Linked DNA regions of Homo sapiens: region 2 is linked to region 1. A link is an interaction called in ENCODE POLR2A ChIA-PET data of the cell type or tissue named here. Cell type or tissue: Panc1. All regions are shown on one strand. Region 1 overlaps PSAP (prosaposin). Region 2 has its middle 31 kb from the start of DDIT4.

What was found. Peaks named below come from ENCODE experiments on the same cell type or tissue, not always from the same donor. Only the 100,000 strongest peaks of a DNase experiment are listed, where the experiment ranks them.
Region 2: POLR2A ChIA-PET joins it to region 1 with 5 read pairs; 2 of 35 experiments call an interaction of 5 or more read pairs at or near these places.

The regions. Positions count from the first base shown.
Region 1 is chr10:71,826,060-71,828,559 of GRCh38, forward strand. It overlaps PSAP (prosaposin), which reads right to left. Exons shown (of 14, transcript NM_002778.4): 6 at 1,955-2,098. Among named protein-coding and RNA genes, the nearest start is that of PSAP, 24 kb to the right of the region's middle. In Panc1, no CTCF peak of the experiment used is centred here; no DNase peak of the experiment used is centred here.
Region 2 is chr10:72,304,045-72,306,544 of GRCh38, forward strand. No RefSeq gene overlaps it. Among named protein-coding and RNA genes, the nearest start is that of DDIT4, 31 kb to the left of the region's middle. In Panc1, no CTCF peak of the experiment used is centred here; no DNase peak of the experiment used is centred here; H3K27ac peaks cover 1,482 bases.

The DNA of each region.
Region 1 (2,500 bases):
AAAATGACAATTTGGTTACTCTATCATTTATAGGAAATGTGTGCAAAAGACGTTTTGAAAATGTTTCTTAAGGGACCTTAAAGATTCCACCCTCCTGTCTCCTTTATCTTATAACCTCACGTGCCCCAGGATCACACAGCAACTATTCAGTGGCAATTTGGAGAGAAGGCAGCTAGGAGATACACTGCTTAGGAACTGGAGCTTACCTTTCAAAGCCATTTACACAATCTCAGATGGCATTATAAAGCTTAAATCCAGTAGAGTCAAGTTATAATGATTTTTAACTGCTTATTTTCAGACAATCTAGATACTTCCAGTAGACTCCACAGAATTGCTCCTTGTATTTGGGGAGCTTCTACAGAGAGAGGACCAAAGGTAACATGATACAGCCTCTCAGAGAGGGTTCAACTGGGAAACCTGTTTAAATGGTGTTATGCAAAGACACTTAAAATGAGGCTACAGGATTCCTAGGCTTTCAAAATGAATGAATGTTCACCTGATTAACATTCCTAACGGAAAGTCAGAGAGAAACCCTCAGCTGGGCGTGGTGGCTCACTCCTGTAATCCCAGCTACTTGGGAGGCTGAGAAGAGGATTGTTTGAGCCCAGGAGGTAAAGGCTGCAGTGAGCTATGATTGTGCCACCGCACTCCAGCCTGGGTGACAGAGCTAAACCCTGTCTCAAGAAAAAAAAAAAAATGGAGAAGGCCTCATCTCCTAGAGCCGGCCACTCCACCCAAAAAGCCTCGCTAGATCCCAAAGGACAGAGTAATTACAACCAGCTTCTCAGCTGCCAGTCTAGCAGGTTTCTTCAGTTGTCAGGTACTAAAAATGGCATTTTGGTTTTACACATCCACCTGAGTGTGATTAATAATCTTGGAATAGGGTCCCAGAATGAAACGATCTAAGTAAGGGGCCAAGAAAATGAGTTTCTGAGCCCACAGGACTAAGGGAGGCTTCCAGGTGAACCATGGTCAGCGACCATGCTTGCTGCAGGAGCACAGCTGGAATTCTCAGTGTCACATACATTAGCCAAGCTTTCAAAAATGGGGTAAATGGCCGGGCGCGGTGGCTCACGCCTGTAATCCCAGCACTTTGGGAGGCCGAGGCAGGCGGATCATGAGGTCAGGAGATCGAGACCATCCTGGCTAACACAGTGAAACCCCGTCTCCACTAAAAAATACAAAAATAATTAGCCGGGCATGGTGGCGGGCACTTGTAGTCCCAGCTACTCAGGAGGCTGAGGCAGGAGAATGGCGTGAACCCGGGAGGCGGAGCTTGCAGTGAGCCGAGATCGCGCCACTGCATTTCAGCCTGGGCGACAGAGCGAGACTCCGTCTCAAAAAAGAAAAAAAAAAAAGAAAAGAAAAGAAAAAAATGGGGTAAAGGCCGGGCGCAGAGACTCACGCCTGTAATCCTAGCACTTTGGGAGGCTGAAGCGGGCAGATCACTTGAGATCAGGAGTTTGAGACCAGCCTGACAAACACGGTGAAACCCCATCTCTACTAAAAATACAAAAATTAGCTGGGCGTGATTGCACACACCTGTAATCCCAGCTACTCGGGAGGCTAAGGCAGGAGAATCCCTGGAACCCATGAGGTAGAGGTTGCAGTGAGCTGAGATCACGCCACTGCACTCCAGCCTGGGCAACAGAGCAACACTCAGTCTCAAAAAAAAAAAAAAAAAATGGGGGCAAAAAGTATTTCTACAGTGTTCCTAATACACAGGGTGCCTGGCAGGAAACAAAATCTTCCCAGAAACAGTCTCCTACTTTTTGTTCCCAGTTTTGTTACATATCCAGATGCCATTAACCAAAATAGATTCAAGTCTGCACTACCTATTCAAGCTGCTTTCTGGGAAAAAAGAGAAGGATGTTGTCTGAACGCCCTACTCCAGCCTCCACAGCCCAACTCCCAGGCCCAGAACATCCCCAATGCACAAGGACACAAGGCTCACTATGTCGGCCATGCCAGGGCCCAGGCGGTCACACTCCTCCTTGACATGTTCCACCAAGGCCTGGACAAAGGTGGAGTTGGTCCGTACAGCAGTCTGGATGTCAGTCACCATCTGAATGCAGTCCTGGCAAACGTCCCCATTATCCTACAGAAGAGGCAGTTAGGTTTGCAACTTAAGAGGACTCAAATTCCTAGGAAAACGTCCTTATATACTCAGGGCTGCAGCATTAGGGGGCACTTGCTGACCAGTTCCTAAGATGCTTTACAGGCTCTCAAATTACTGATAGGCTTAAAATCGATTAAGTGTTCATTATAGTAACAGTATGGTATAAAAAGGGGGTTTAGTATAAATAAAAAGGTTGGCCAGGCACAGTGGCTCACACCTGTAATCCCAGCACTTTGGGAAGCCGAGGCAGGCAGATCGCTTGAACCCAGGAGTTTGAGACCAGTCTGAGCAACATGGCAAAACAAAAAATACAAAAATTAGCCAGGTGTGGTGGTGTGCATTTGTACTCCCAGCTACTTAGGAGGCTAAGGTGGGAGGATC
Region 2 (2,500 bases), 480 kb after region 1:
CAGCTCTACACAACAGACTGTTCCAGAACCCAGAGAGGGCTGCACCTGCTCAGCCACTCTACAGTCCTGCTCCACACTGCCCTGTTGTCTTCCTGCTTCCTCTAGGGTCCTTGCCTCTCATCCCATTCCTTACTCAGCCTCTCTTGCCCACTCTTGGGAAGCAGCCTCCTGTTTTTTAGCTTTGCCATCCCCACTCTGCCTGCGTTTCTCAAGCCACCTTCATGATTCCTGTCCCAGCCTCAGAGCTACCTGGAGGGCTATGCACTCAATATTTTTTCTTTTTTTTGAGACGGAGTCTTGCACTGTTGCCCAGGCTGGAGTGCAATGGTGTGATATTGGTTCACTGCAACCTCTGCCTCCTGGGTTCAAGCAATTCTCCTGCCTCAGCCTCCCTAGTAGCTGGGATTACAGGTGCCTGTCACCATGCCCAGCTAATTTTTTGTATTTTTAGTAGAGATGGGGTTTCACTATATTGGCCAGACTGGTCTCGAACTCCTGAACTCGTGATCCACCCGCCTCGGCCTCCCAAAGTGCTGGGATTACAGGCGTGAGCCACCGCACCCGGCAAATATTTTTTCTTTAAAACAATGTTAGGAGGCCGGGCGCGGTGGCTCACGCCTGTAATCCCAGCACTTTGGGAGGCTGAGGCAGGCGGACCACAAGGTCAGGAGATCGAGACCATCCTGGCTAACACCATGAAACCCCATCTCTACTAAAAATATACAACAAATTAGCCGGGCGTGGCGGCATGCGCCTGTAGTCCCAGCTGCTGGGGAGGCTGAGGCAGGAGAATGGCGTGAACCTGGGAGGCGGAGCTTGCAGTGAGCTGAGATCGCACCACTGCACTCCAGCCTGGGCGACAGAGCGACACTCCGTCTTAAAAAAAAGAAAAACAAAAAAAACAAACAAAAAACAATGTTAGGTTGCTTTTTTGTGGGGGAGGGGAGATGGAGTCTCACTCTATCGCCCAGGCTGGAGTGCAGTGGTGCGATCCAGGCTCACTGCAACCTCCGCCCACCCGCACCCCCATGTTCAAGTGATTATCCTGCTTCAGCCTCCTCAGTAGCTGGGATTGCAGGCACGTGTCACCACCACCAGCTAATGTTTTTTGTTTGTTTGTTTGAGTAGAGACAGCATTTCACTAAGTTAGGCAGGCTGGTTTCAAACTCCTGACCTCAAGTAATCTGCCCACCTCGGCCTCCCAAAGTGCTGGGATTACAGGCATGAGCCACCGCGCCCAGTCACATCACATTAAATTTTAATTAGAAATACTTGCTCTTGTATCACCTAAAATTATCTTGCATAGCACCACATTGGAAACTGTCTTATACGATGGTTCAGGGAGAAGGTGGTGCTTATTTATGAATAGTAATGATAGTCTCAGGTTAGCAGCGAGCTTTATGCCTCATCCACACATTCATGGTTTCATTGGATCCTCTCAGTTCCTGCACTATGAGCATCATTGGTCTCACTTTACAGACAAGGAAACTAAGACTAAAAGGGTAGTCGTGCCTTGCCTAGGATCACACAGCAAGTTAAGATTTTAATCAACATTCAAGGCACTGATGACTCCAGACCTAGATGAAGGCAAGAAGCACGCAGTACTTTCCTGTCTCCTGCCAGAACCACAAGAGCCACAGGGTGGCAACTCATAGCATCAGGAGTTTGAATTAGACCTGAAGAAGAACTTCCTGGCAAGAAATGTTTAGACATCAGAATGAGTGTCCGAGGAAGGGCGTGGAGAGCCCAGCTTCCGAAGTGCTCAAAACAAGATAAAGACTTGTCCAGCTGGGATGATTCCAGTGCTGCCTGGAGGCAAGAGAACGGACTGAATGACCTCCAGAGGTCTGCTCCAGCCCCCAAGATTGGTGTACCCTGCCATCAAGGTGGCCATTCTTGCCATTTCCCCAAAGCATCTTTTTTTTTTTTTTTTTTTTGAGGTGGAGTTTCCCTCTTGTTGCCCAGGCTGGAGTGCAATGGCATGATCTTGGCTCACCACAACCTCCACCTCCCAGATTCAAGCAATTCTCCTGCGTCAGCCTCCCAAGTAGCTGGGATTACAGGCATGTGCCACCACGCCTGGCTAATTTTGTATTTTTAGTAGAGACGGGGTTTCTCCATGTTTGGTCAGGCTGGTCTTGAACTCCCGACCTCAGGTGATCCACCTGCCTTGGCCTCCCAAAGTCCTGGGATTACAGGCATGAGCCGCCACACCTGGCCTCCCCAAAGCATCTATTAAGCAAGGAGGCTCCAACTTAAAGACACTGGGACAAAGCTTGTCTTGGCCCCTGGCCCTGAGAGGGAGTGGTTGACCACAGCCACAGATGCAGGTGGCTGGTGAGGGGGGTCAGAAGCAGTTTGGAGGGGCTAGAGCATCCCTTCCCCTCTCCTCTGGCAGCTCTGCCCCCGAGTTTCCAAGGCTGGGGTTCCAAGACCTACCTACCCTCAGAATCACTGGAGGCTGCTCGGCCATCTGGGCTGAGAAACCTGCATTTCTTCA